4 separate regions of the Homo sapiens genome follow, and all the other regions are linked to region 1. Evidence: chromatin contacts called from ENCODE Hi-C or POLR2A ChIA-PET data. All regions are on one chromosome and are shown on one strand. Each heading gives the region's core, a stretch centred on a gene start or an enhancer-like site at or near the end of the contact. The rest is flanking DNA. Distances are from core to core; before and after follow the strand shown. Region 1 has its middle 20 kb from the start of ARL14EP. Region 2 holds the start of RCN1 (reticulocalbin 1). Region 3 holds the start of PAX6 (paired box 6). Region 4 holds the start of DCDC1 (doublecortin domain containing 1).

Region 1 (3,158 bases), core at 335-2,834:
CATGTCATTACAAGCAAACAAACGTTTTATTTTTTAAAGAGTTGCTGGCCAGGCATTGTGGCCCACACCTGTAATCCCAGCACTTTGGGAGGCTGAGGCGGGCAGATCATGAGGTCAGGAGTTCGAGACCAGCCTGGCCAACATAGTGAAACCCCCGTCTCTACTAAAAATGCAAAAATTAGCTGGGCATGGTGGGGCACACCTGTAGTCCCAGCTACTCGGGAGGCTGAGGCATGAGAATAGCTTGAACCCGAGGGGCGGATGTTGTGGTGAGCCGAGATCGCACCACCACACTCCATCCTGGACGCAGAGCAAGACTCTTACCTTAAAAAAAAAAAAAAAAAAAAAAAATGTTACCATAATCTACCTATCCTATCTTAGGTTTTGAAGCCTAAGATACGTTTTATAATAAATAGACTTATTAAAACTAATGTTTGCAAACATTGCTAAACTTAACAAATTGGCTAAGTTTCCCTTTGTTAACAAGCAATCAGTTACGCTGAAGAATTTGAAAAATGCAAATTAAATTGTTTTTTGTTATATTCTGACACCCCAAATTTATTATTTGGTCTTGAAGGTAATTGAAAATTAAATTGGTTATTTTGTCACATAAGATAAAGTAACCAATAGTAGCAGTACTGGTACCATGTAAATGGAGACTACAAGATTCTGGATAAAATACAAATTGAATTTTGGCATTAAGAGAGGTATTCAGGATTGCTTAGTGAATTGTGGTATATTGAGGTTTTTTAAAAATGCTAGCAAGCATCTAGCCATTTATGACTTAGTGAATGAGACTATGCAATGAAAATTTCTGCATAAAATACAGGCCCTACAGTTTGGTGTATGAAAATAAATTTATTATTCCAAAATAGCTCCTGACCTCTCTAAATTGGATGATAGACTTTCCTATAGAAAATGTTGAAAAAGAAACATTTTCTAATTTTTTCAGTAAAAGTTTCCATCTCATCCCCAAAAGCTGTAATTGAAAAAACATGCTTATTTTTTTCCTTGTGTCTTTTAAAGAACTACACATAGATTTTAGGGTCAGTGCTCAACTACAAATTCTTGGCAAACAAAGCCTCACACTGTGTGACATACCGACAACCCATGTTGAGAGGCTCCTTACACCTCTTGATGGGTGGGTGGATGGATGGATGGATGGATGGATGGATGGGTGGATGGGTGGATGGGTGTATGGGTGGATGGATGGATAGATCAATATATCAATTGACAGGCAGGCAGGCAGACACATCCAGTTGGTTCCCTTTCTCTGGAAAACCCTGACTAATACAGTAACCTAATTTGTTTCTATTTCAACTTGGTTCTCAGGTCCTGGCTCTAAAAATCAAATAAATTATAAACTATTAGATTGTTTGCTGTATCTGGCCTTAGATGAGTCAATAAAATATATAGTCAGTCATTTTTTACTCCTTTCTCTTGTTCATATTATCAAGTCCATTTGGTCACTGCTTGGAAAATTCTTGAATCTGCTTTGGGTTTTTGTTTTTATTTTTGTTTCCACGTCAGTTAAAGTCTGGTAGTGTTTTGCATGCCCAGTATCACTTCCCCTTCTGGAATTAGCACTCTGCAGTTGGCCTTTGAGAAACCACCCTTGTAGTCAGCCCATGTGGTTCAGATACAGTTGGCCTTACTTTGTGGTTGTAGGGTGGGTTTATCACAAGTCCTGGCCTTTGAGAATGTAGCATCTCACTAGCCTTAATGAATGTTAGAAGGGTGGATGTATGACTAGCCAGGTCAATCAAAGCCAATCAACTTCAGGCTTACTGAGACTAGAGAAGAAGTGATGCTTTTTTTCAATGAGGGTTGCTAAGTTTACAGGTTTAAGACCAGGCCTACTGGTGGCTAATCTTGGCACTAAGTGAGAATCTGCCTTAGAATGTAAACAACATACGTGAAAGTGGAAGCCAGAGACCAAGATAGATAGAATTTGGGTATCTCGATCCAGTTATGTCTGAAGTCAAACCTGGAATTTTCAGTTATGTGAGTCAATAATTTTGTCTTTTTGCACGATTGACCATTAAGTGAATACAAGGTAATGACTAGATGGAAAGTTAGCTCTACTCATTTGAGGATAAAAGATCAAGGGTAGAATGGCCTGTTTGAAACTCATGCCCTTGGGAACTTTTATCTTCTTTTTTTTTTTTTTTTTTTTTTTTTGAGACAGTCTCGCTCTGTCGCCCAGGCTGGAGTGCAGTGGTGCGATCTCGGCTCACTGCAAGCTCCGCCTCCCGGGTTCACACCATTCTCCTGCCTCAGCCTCCCAAGTAGCTGGGACTACAGGCGCCCAGCACCACGCCCGGCTAATTTTTGTATTTTTAGTAGAGACAGGGTTTCACCGTGTTAACCAGGATGATCTCGATCTCCTGACCTTGTGATCTGCCCACCTCAGCCTCCCATAGTGCTGGGATTATAGGCGTGAGCCACTGCACCCGGCCAGGAACTTTTATATCTTTTAAGGAGAGCAAACAGCTGTGACTTACCCCCACATCTTCAATCCTGCCCTGCAAAATCTTCTCATACCATTCTCATGGACCTTAACCTCCTTTAGACAAATGTAGCATGGCCTATGGTAATTTACCATGAGGGTCTGACATTCTGTAATAACAATAAGGCACTTGTAATTAAGTTACCAATTTAGGGTATTTGTATTGGTGTTACTTGCTTTTAAAGTGCTTAGCATGTTTGAAAATTGGAACTTGGACTTCTCACCCTCCAGAACTGTAAGAATTAAATTTCTGTTGTTCATAAGCTAAACAGAGAATACTTGGATAATTTTCTCTGTCATCCTATGTTTCATAGCTAGAACTCAATCCTAGGTCAAATGAATATAAATTTTTAATAGCTGTATCTGAATTAAATAACTTGTCAGGCAGTTAAAGGCATATCATTGACTTAAATTTGTGGTTTATAACACTGCTAGCAAAATGAAGTTAAAGCATCAACAGCTCCTGTTCTTCTTCCCTTTTACCCTTACAGGACTCTCAGTTCTGTGGTGTGAAAGAGGGGAAGGTGAAACTGGTTCCTGCCAAACAAAAGGGAACTCAGCACACACCTCAACATTTTCTATATGTCATTTCCAGAAATAATGATGCCAAAAAAAAAATCAAATGCATAATGACTTTCTGATACTTGAC
Region 2 (3,158 bases), core at 487-2,986, 1.7 Mb after region 1:
TGAACATCTGTTCATATACACTATAGCTCTGCAGACACCATGATTATCTTGTTCTCCATTGTACCCTCAGCACCCAGTCCAGTGCTTAGGCTGTAGTAGTAAGACAGTAATGATTTATTAATTGATTGAAAGAGGGCGTCCCAAGAAAGGGACTTGCGTCTATGTTGCGACGACATCTTTATTGCAAGGGCAAGAAGCACATCCCAGACCTTTTTGAAAACATCAGGGATGGAGGTGGGAGGCAAGGCAAGATGGAGGAAATTTCTAGGAGTACAGATATTTAGCTGTCATGGTGGGTTTCCCTCTTCAACTATCGTTTCAGTTTTCTAGGGTTTTTTTTTTTTTTTATGGAGTTTCTCTCGTTTCCCAGGTTGAAGTGCAATGGCATGATCTCGGCTCACTGCAACCTTCGCCTCCCAGGTTCAAGCGATTCTCCTACCCCAGCCTCCGACTAGCTGAGATTACAGGCGCCCGCCACCTCGCCCAGCTAATTTTTGTATTTTTAGTAGAGACGGTGTTTCACCATGTTGGCCAAGCTGGTCTCGAACTCCTGACCTCAAGTGATCTACCTGGCTCCGCCTCCCAAAGTGCCGGGATTACAGGCATGAGCCACCGTGCCCGGCCTTCTAGGGATTCTTAACCTGGGGCTCATAGGTGGGGCTTCAAAAGATCCATGAATCCTCCGACTCTTTAATCAAGCACCCGTGTCAGTAGCTGTATGTGCATTTTTCTGGAAGAGGATCATGGCTTTCAATGAGTGTCAAAAGGCTGAGACTGCTCGAGACCTCACCGTCCAATACGGTAGCCATTAGTCCCGTGTGGCTCTTTAAGTTTAGATTTAAATTAAAATTTCAGTGCCTCACTTACACTAAGCTACACATCAAGTGCTCAACAGCCACTACCTACAGGCCAGACCAGATAGAGGGCATTTCCATCATTGCAGAAAGTTTGATGGGACAGATATCTGTATTGGTAGCATTACCAACTGAATACAGGTAAGATTGGATCCAACTAGTGCTTTTGTAAAATGAGTTACCAACATTTAGAAATAAAACATAAAAATCTAAAATCCTGATTGATTTCATTTGGGAAACAGGACTATCTATCAGCGTGGGGCCTGCGTTCCCCTGGCAGCTGGAACGCACAGTACCGCTCCCTTTAGAGGGACTCTTGGTCATATAGAAGTTCCCCGCTTGACCCTCCTTGACGACTGACAGTACGACCCTCGTTTCTAGGGGACTTCGCCCGTCTTGGTCTCCTTCCAGGCTCGCGTTTGTAACCAGACTCCAAATTTTACTAAATGGGGTTGAATTGGGTTTGAGAGCACATCTTAGAGCAGGGTCTAGGGCTGAGATTCGGGGTCTCAGTTGGAAGTTGAGGAAGGGCAACGTCTCCTTCCTTACAGTTTTCCCGGAACTGTAGGAAGTCAGAGGGAATTTTATCCTGCACATCTGTTGCTTGACAAAGAACTTCCCAATCCTCCTCCGAGCCCTCCAGTCCCTAGCCCAGTTCGCCCGGGCCCGCCCCTAGCAACAAGATCGCGGGGAGGGGCCGAGGCGAAACACGAGCCCCGCGCCCACCACCCCAGCTGGCGACGTGGCTCCGCGGCCCCGGCTTCCCCCGGCAGCTCAGCGACCAATGGGCGCGCGAGCGGGGCCGCCCGCAGCTTCCCAGCCCGAGGCCCAGGCGCGCCCCTCTGCTCCGGCTCGGGGCGGGCACTGGCGGAGGGACTGGCCAGTCCCCTCCTCCGCGCCGGCCCCAACCCTGTCGCTGCCGCCGCGCTCCGAGTCCCCATTCCCGAGCTGCCGCTGTTGTCGCTCGCTCAGCGTCTCCCTCTCGGCCGCCCTCTCCTCGGGACGATGGCGCGCGGTGGCCGCGGCCGCCGCCTGGGGTTAGCCCTGGGGCTGCTGCTGGCGCTGGTGCTGGCGCCGCGGGTTCTGCGGGCCAAGCCCACGGTGCGCAAAGAGCGCGTGGTGCGGCCCGACTCGGAGCTGGGCGAGCGGCCCCCTGAGGACAACCAGAGCTTCCAGTACGACCACGAGGCCTTCCTGGGCAAGGAGGACTCCAAGACCTTCGACCAGCTCACCCCGGACGAGAGCAAGGAGAGGCTAGGGTGAGGCCGCGGCCAGGGCCCCGTGGGGGGCGGCGCAGGTGTCCGAGGGCCGCCTGGGCGAGAGCCACGCGGGATACCACCGCCAAAGCGAAAGCGAAATCGCGCGCGCGGCCTCGAGGATGGGGCCCTGCCCAACTCGGCGCTGGGGCTCAGGCTAACTTGCTGGAGGGCCCCGGGACCCCAGCTTGGAGATCGCCGCCGCCGCGCCCCGGCCGGGGTGGTTTCTCGCGGGGAGGCGAGAACGTGGCAGCGGCCGCGGGAGCCAGGACGGCGAGGGCCCGCCCCCTCCCCCAGGTTGCATCAGAAGGGAGGGGAGAGTGCACAAAAGAAGAGTTTGTCCACAGTGGCCTGTTAGTGCCATGAGTTCCTCCCCACTCTCTCGCAGTTTCTCTCTGATCCCCCACTCCCGGGGAGAAGGGCTTGAGACACTCGCTAAGAAAATCTCAGGGATGAACATAAATGGATAAAAGATGAAGGGGCAGGCGAGCGACAGGCTTGCTTCCTGGTCTCGGCCGCAGTGGTCTTGCCTTTTGCCTAATCGCCCTGTAAATCTATCGTAAGGAGTCTGGGCGCGGTGACTCACGCCTGTAATCCCAGCACTTTGGGAGGCCGAGGCGGGGGGAGGGGTGGGGAGATCACCTGAGGTCAGGAGTTCGAGACCAGCCTGACCAAACGGCGAAATCCCGTCTCTACTAAAAATACAAAAATTAGCCGGGCGTCGTGGCACACGCCTGTAATCCCAGCTACTTGGGAGGCTGAGGCAGGGGAATCGCTTGAACCCGGGAGGCGGAGGTAGCAGTGGGCCGAGATTGCGCCACTGCACTCCAGCCGGGGCTAGAGTGAGACTCCATCTCAAAAATAATAAAAATAAAAATAAAATAAAATCTAGTGTAGGGATACAAAAATCCGGTTGAAAAGGGACACGCAGTTTCCGATTGGAAACACGAGGGAGCAGGAATGGAAACGGTTCGCCTGAAACGTTTCTGTTGGCAGCAGATGTCTGCAGAAGCACTCAGTTCTTTGGCAACTGATTTGTTTGGGGGGC
Region 3 (3,158 bases), core at 1-2,500, 1.5 Mb after region 1:
CCGCTCGGCTCTGAGCTCCCTCGGAGCGCGCGTTCCACCGCCTTGGCCTGGTGGCTTCCTTCCCGGCTCGCGCTAGCTCGCTCTTCCCTCTACCTCCAGCGTGCGGCTGCCTTGCCGACTGACTCCACTCGGGCTGGTGGCGGGCGCGGTGCCCCCCTCGGCGCTCGAGTGCCGGCTGACTCTTCTGCGCCGGAGCCCAGTGCGGCACAAAGCCCGAGGGCCGGCGGGCGGGCGGAGACGCGGCGAGCAGGTTCCCTCGGCGCTCCCTCGGCGAGTCCTCGGAGCGCCCGCTCTCTGCGCGTTCGCTGGGCCTCGGGCTGGACAAAGCAGCCGGCAGCGGTTGCTCTCTGCGGCCGTTCCAGGGCCTTGGGCACCACAGAGCCTCTTCGTCTTTTCCCGCGGGTCGGGAGCATTGGGCGACGCTGGGGCTAGGAGCCGCGGCTGCTGTCGCGCCTGGAGTCTCCCTTCTTCCCGCGAGCTCAGCCCGCGCTGGCGCTGGCGCTGGCGCTGGGGCTGAGCTGGCCGCCCGCCCCGAGCCCTGCGCCGCTCCCGCTCGCCGGCAGTCGCCCTCCGACGCGGGCTTTCGCTGGAAGTAGAAAGTTTGGGCTCCTGCGTGGAAACTTCTCCGGCCCAACTCTCCCGGCGTAGCAGTGGGGGAGGGGACCGGCGAGAGGGGAGGAAGGAAGGGGGGAGGAAGGGGGAGACCTGTCTGAATATTGCAATAAAAATAAAGCGAGAAGAAAGAAGCGGACTCACCTTTATGAGGCATCCTTTCTGGTTGTCACAGCTTCTGTCAAGAGTTTTGTTTGGTTGGGGTTTTTTGTGCTGCTGTTGTTGCTTGAAGACCACAATGGTTTGAAATGACGGTGTTTTAAAGGAGTTGCTGGTGAGAGTTTTCTCCACGGATGTTGCTGGGTTGGTGTGTGAGAGCAATTCTCAGATTCCTGGGAAGGAGACAGAGATTGACAATAAAATGGGCTGTCAGCGGCTGGAGAGTGAGAGATAAAGAGTGTGGGTGAGGGAAGTGGCTGCAGCCAGCACACCTATGCTGATTGGTGATGGCTCAAGTGTGTTAATGTGTGTGTGCCGGCGCCCGGCCTCGCCTCCACCGCTCCTCACTGGCCCATTAGCGAAGCCTGACCTCTGTCATCATCCTCCAGCAAAACACTTCCTCCTGCGCCTGAACCAGAGCGGGAAATGAGGCCGAGCCACGGTTCCCTTTTCAAACCCACTAATCACTCCGCAACATGCAAATGCACCGCTCGCTCTCACACAAAATATTGCTTTATGCAAAGCAGCGCCGGGGCCTCGCGCCAGCCGATTGGATGCTCCCTCTCCCCGCCTGGTGCAATTGGTCCGTTTGTTTGAATATGAATACACTTGTTTTCGGCTCCGCCGGTGGGTCCCGGCTCCTCTCCCCGGCGCAGGGCCCCCGAGCCCGGGCTCTGGCGCTCGCCTGCATCTCCCCGCTCCGCGCACGCCGAGATTCGGCGCGGCCCGCCCTGCTGCCGCGAACTTGAGCGGTCAAGTGAAGGTTTCTGGGTTGGGGGTCGCGCCCCCACTCCCCCTAAGCTGGACTCGGGACTCCCAGTCCTCGGAGGGTGCAAGTTTCTGTGCTGTCCTTTCTTGCCAACTCCAGGACAGCGTGGCCTGCCGCCCCGCCCCCGCCCGCCCCCACCCCATCCCAGCCGGGGCCCCAAGACACAGAGCACAGCGGCGGCCGCACCCCAGCCCACCTGGCCCCTTGGAAGAAGAGGAAAGGGGCGGGAGCGTCACTGGGTCCTGGCAGCTCCATTCCAGCTGCGGAGGCCGCGGCGAAGCCTAGGCCGAGAGGAGGTTGCCGGGCCGAGAACTAAACGAGGCCAGAGGCCTCCCCAGCCCAAGCCTCCAGGGCCTGTCCAAATCCTCCACCCCGCTCTCCCCGCCCTTTCTTCTCTCCTTTCTCCTTTCGGAAGCCGCGGTGCGCAGCGGAGCAGAGGCACAGCTCTGGCTGGAGAGGCCCGAGTAAACACGCCACTTACTTTGTGTACAGAGGGTTCTTGTGAAAAGCCCTGAAGAGTCCTCACCAAACACTCACCAACTTCTCCCACGTGCCATTTGTTGACTAAGTGCGGCTGCTTTTCGCAGCGCCCGAGAGGAGGGGAAGCCAGGGGAGATAAGAGGGGAGGGGGAGTGGAAGCCTGGGTGGGGGGGCGGATGACCAATGCTGGGAGGGATTCTCTCTCTCTCTCTGTGTGTGTGTGTGTGTGTGTGTGTGTGTGTGTGTGTGTCCCACTGGCGATGTCGGTATGTCAGCGTGTGTCGTGTGTGCCACCGGTCATCTGTGTGTGGTGCGTGTGTCTCCGCACCACGACTCCCTCTCCTGGGTCTGCTCAGTCCACGGAGGCAGCTCCCCTTCAGCTGTTGCCAGAAAACCGGGGAGGAAAGTAAGTAAATGGCTTTTCTCTTCTGACCACACACCAGAAGTCCATTTGTTGAATGCCGCACGATTAGGACACACCTCAGTACACTCCAAAGGCGCCCCTCGGAGCCTGCAGTTAAGGTGACAGGAGAGCGAGCGGCTGCCTGGTCCTGCGCTGTCCCGAGCTCTCTCGGCGGCTTCGGGCCACGGAGCCGGGAAGGAGAAGGAAGGCCTGGGCTGCTGTACACACCCCAGGACAGGGCGAGGGGGAATAGGGCTGAAGAGCTGAGGCAGGGAGGCTGAAATGAAGCAGCCGAAGGGTACGCTAGACTCTTCTTGACTTAGGGAAAGTGCTGAAAGTCAGAGCTCATCAATAAAATCTGCGCGACCTGAACTCGCTGCTGACTGGCCGCGTCGCCGCAGCCCCTGGCAGCCGGGACAGTGAGGACGCTGCAAGCCGCCCTGGGCCGCCGGGCCACATGTGGGCCTCACCCTCTCGTTCCTGCCTGGGACCCAGCAGCCCTGCGACCAAGGAGCCCGGGCAGGGCTCCCGGGAAGCAAAGGCCTCCCCGGCCCTAGCCAGAGGTGGGGTCGCATAACCCTCTCCCCTCCCCGGGCTGGGGAGGGCTGCCGGCTCTAACCCTTCCCCGGGAGCTCGCAGCGCCGGGAGGAAACCTGGGTCAGAGGTGAAGGAGGTGGCGCCGGGTGTCCAGGTCCGCGGCCTCCTGGGCGAGGTTTCATTTCGCAGGAGCGCGAC
Region 4 (3,158 bases), core at 659-3,158, 1.0 Mb after region 1:
TCAGAAATTTATGTAAAAATTGTTTTAAGAAGTTTATTTTGGTATAAGCAGAGTGTAAGACAACTGTTCTCATTCAGTAAGCCAATGGCAAGTAAAGAAAAAAACAAGGTTCTAGTGAAGAAATGGGACTGCTATAATTTAAAAGATATTTAAGAGACAGAACAGCTAAATGGAAAGTGTACATTTTGTCTGATTCTGAGTCAAGCAAACCAACCAGAAAAAGACATTTTCAATTAACCGTGGAAATGTAAGTAAGGTCTAGATATTATGTGACAGTCCAATAATGACATTATGGAGATAAAAGAAAAAGTTGGTACATTTTAGGGATGCAAACTAAAGTATGTAGAGATGAAATGACAAAATATTTGGTATTGCTGGGGAAAAAAACTATTTCTTACTTTCCAAACCCCAATAAATAAATAAGGTAACACAATAACCTAATAAATAGTAAATCAAAATAAAATGCTTTTGCTGTAAAAAACAAAAAACCTGGAGTACCGGAGCATATCTACCTACACAAGGAAGAACCAAGCTGTGGACAGAAGGGAGTTTGAGGGCTAGAGATGTTCAAGGTGGCATCATTCTGACAGTACTGTTTAGAAAAGCATTCACCACACTACTTAATTCCATTGCTTTAGGTATTTTCATGAGGCCACACAAGAAAGTATGATGCAGCCAGGACTAAAACCAGATGCTCTTTGTATCTGCCTTTAAACATGACAAAACCCTGTGGAGAACCTAATCTATGCTTTCATCTTTAGATTTTTAAACTTGCTTGTTTCATTCAGTTATTCTTTATAGTTCATAACATCATTAAATAACTGATCATATTAGATTATTTTATTTATTCTGCTTAAGTTTATCTTGACTGCTTCTCAAACTCAGATTGGTAGAAGTTTAAAAAAGAAGGAAAGCAAAATCAAAGCAGTAACAACAAAACCATTTTAACATCTCCAAGTGAAATTTATGTCATGCTGGCCAAAAATAAGATGTAGTTTTCATCTCCAGGTACAATGCTAGGAAGAGGTGTTAATGTAAAGTAAGCAGCACAAAGAAGTAATAAAAGGAAACACAGGAATCAAGAAAGGGAGAAGAAAGAAAGGTGAGAAAAACACCACCACCACCACCACCACCACCACCAGCAACAATAACAAACCCCAACAGTGCCCATATGCAGTGCCCCCTAACTGCTTCGAAGAAGAACAGTTCATTCTGCTTTTTTCTGTAAGCTTGAAAGATAGCATAGCTGCCCTGGGAATGTGTAGACTTGCTGAGTCCTTGTTCTGCCCCTACCCAACTAGCTGTTTGGCCTTGATCCTTGATTTCTTTCCTCATCTATAAAGTGGGAATAATGGCACCTGCCTTACTTGTCTCACTGGGTTGAAATGAAAGCGAAGTGAAATAGCAAATGTGAAAGAATTTTGGAACGTTTTTATGTTGTAAGTTGGTTGCTAAGGTCTAAAAGAAATATTAATAATTACGTCGAATATCTTCTGCAGAAAAAATTAAACCGACCCCATCCCCCGCACATCTAGCCCTACCTGGCATAGGTTTTAGTTCTTTTAATTTTCGAATTAGAACATTGTAAAGGAACTGTAGGGACGAGAGTGGCATCAGGTCTCCTCATCCTTCTCACATCCTTGCCCCCGCACCCCTCTCTCACCCCAGAGTTCAAGCACCAACCGAAAAGATTGAGAGTAGCTCAGGGTACGGTAAACGGAGGAAGCTTTGAAAAAGGCGGGGAAAGCCTGGGATGGCGAGGGGGTGCTCGCTGAGGAGGAGGAGAGAAGCGACAGTCGCGGGGCCCGGAAAAGAGAGACTTAGAGCGAAGCCAAAGGCGCCTTTCTTCACAGTTTGGGAACTTACTGGTAGTAAACGCCACTCCATAGAAGCGGTGACCGGTTACCATAGAGACCGCGTCGGGGTGGGCGGAGCGTCGCTTCTGAGCTGTGCCACGGCCACATCAGCTCGGCCAGAAACGCGAACACGTCGGAACAGTGACTTCCGGCGGAAGAAGAAGCCGGTCCGGAGTTCTGGCCGACAGCAGGCGAGGAGTGGGTAGCAGCGCCTATGTGAAGTTAGGTAGGTCTGATGTCGTATAAAGCGCGGAGAGGGTGCCCGCCAATGGCTGGGTGGGTAAAGCCGACTGTGAATGGAGAAGATTCCCAAGTCCCGAGCTTGAGGAGGCCCCGGCTGTTTCGTTAAGTGTATATAGCTGTGGGAAGAGGTTGCCTGATTTCTGGGGCTCCTGGTAGGGTCTCTCTTCTGGAGCGTGGAAGACTGGGGCATCCTCGCGTAGAGAGTTTCACTCTGTCTTTGCGAGGTCTCAGCGCCTCTCCAATAACAGGGGACTCTTGTTCTCTACCAGCTGGTGCTGACGTTATTTCCCATATCATGCTCTCCAGACAATCTGGAGGAAAAGCAAACGAGAAACTTTCAGAAGGAATGCCCCCAAATTTATTTTAATTCTTTGATGTTCTGTTTTGCTTTTTTTTTATTCGTTCATTTTGTAAATATTCATTAAGCTCCTCCAGCGTGTTTAGTGGGTGCTTACTTGTGTGCCAGTTTTATCATAAGACTAGCAGAAATACCTTCTTAGAGGTTCATACACCACCTGGTTCATTATAAAATTCTTTTTTTTAATGCTGTTCATTAATTAAAGTATAAATATATATCGTGAAATACCTAACACGTTTTCCATACTTGTCGGTACACTTATACCTGGAATTCTTGGGGCATTTTAAATGAAAATCTGTGCTTCCTCAGGTTTGCATTATAATCATGATTTACTCGACTAAATACTAAAGAATTTACAAGGGCAGTACTTAATTTTTTCTTAGATACATGGCAAACTGTGATGAATTGTCATTAATATTTCTATTCAGCTAATCTGAGAAGGCCCACTTCTGGTTCCATGGATGATGGCGGTTGAGCAGATGCCAAAAAAGGATTGGTACAGCATCCTGGGAGCAGACCCATCTGCAAATATATCAGACCTAAAACAAAAATATCAAAAACTCATATTAATGGTAAGTCTTTTCTTTCAGATTTTAAATCATGAGGGGAAAAAAATCAATTTTTATATGAAACCACAAATTTAGGTTTCCAGAAAATAGGATACCAGTGGCAGGAATCCAGGTATTAATTTGATTTAATTG

The links. A loop is a pair of places that touch in the nucleus more often than their neighbours do. ChIA-PET counts read pairs that join two places held with the same protein, here RNA polymerase II (POLR2A). Pooled maps may share reads with other maps.
Region 2: a map with no recorded cell type shows a loop between it and region 1 (8-fold over the local background). The contact joins the promoter of RCN1 here to the enhancer-like site in region 1. A Hi-C loop is called at or near these places in 6 of 37 single-sample maps with no recorded cell type and 5 of 50 pooled maps.
Region 3: a loop to region 1 is called in a map with no recorded cell type, with 10 times the contacts of the local background. The contact joins the promoter of PAX6 here to the enhancer-like site in region 1. A Hi-C loop is called at or near these places in 2 of 37 single-sample maps with no recorded cell type and 2 of 50 pooled maps.
Region 4: a map of B cell shows a loop between it and region 1 (8-fold over the local background). The contact joins the promoter of DCDC1 here to the enhancer-like site in region 1. A Hi-C loop is called at or near these places in 1 of 168 maps with a recorded cell type or tissue (B cell), 3 of 37 single-sample maps with no recorded cell type and 4 of 50 pooled maps. POLR2A ChIA-PET finds 5 or more read pairs at or near these places in 1 of 52 experiments (activated T-cell).

What each region holds. Positions count from the first base shown.
Region 1 is chr11:30,341,252-30,344,409 of GRCh38, forward strand. No RefSeq gene overlaps it. Among named protein-coding and RNA genes, the nearest start is that of ARL14EP, 20 kb to the left of the region's middle. RefSeq lists a silencer at 1,717-1,766. Within about 2 kb of position 1,585, at least 4 of the 41 ENCODE cell types and tissues checked have a DNase peak (open chromatin) inside an H3K27ac peak, as active enhancers do; they include B cell, where a contact is called at or near this core.
Region 2 is chr11:32,089,338-32,092,495 of GRCh38, forward strand. It overlaps RCN1 (reticulocalbin 1), which reads left to right and starts at 1,737. Exons shown (of 6, transcript NM_002901.4): 1 at 1,737-2,113. The coding sequence starts at 1,860. RefSeq lists a silencer at 1,452-2,481 and an enhancer at 2,950-3,158.
Region 3 is chr11:31,810,072-31,813,229 of GRCh38, forward strand. PAX6 (paired box 6) reads right to left here and starts at 1,251. Exons shown (of 14, transcript NM_001368894.2): 1 at 1,044-1,251; 2 at 757-944. RefSeq lists enhancers at 817-1,386, 1,089-1,146, 2,494-3,158 and a promoter at 1,034-1,443.
Region 4 is chr11:31,367,831-31,370,988 of GRCh38, forward strand. DCDC1 (doublecortin domain containing 1) reads right to left here and starts at 1,909. Exons shown (of 39, transcript NM_001387274.1): 1 at 1,867-1,909. It overlaps DNAJC24 (DnaJ heat shock protein family (Hsp40) member C24), which reads left to right and starts at 2,030. Exons shown (of 5, transcript NM_181706.5): 1 at 2,030-2,082; 2 at 2,886-3,029. The coding sequence starts at 2,919. RefSeq lists an enhancer at 1,843-2,322.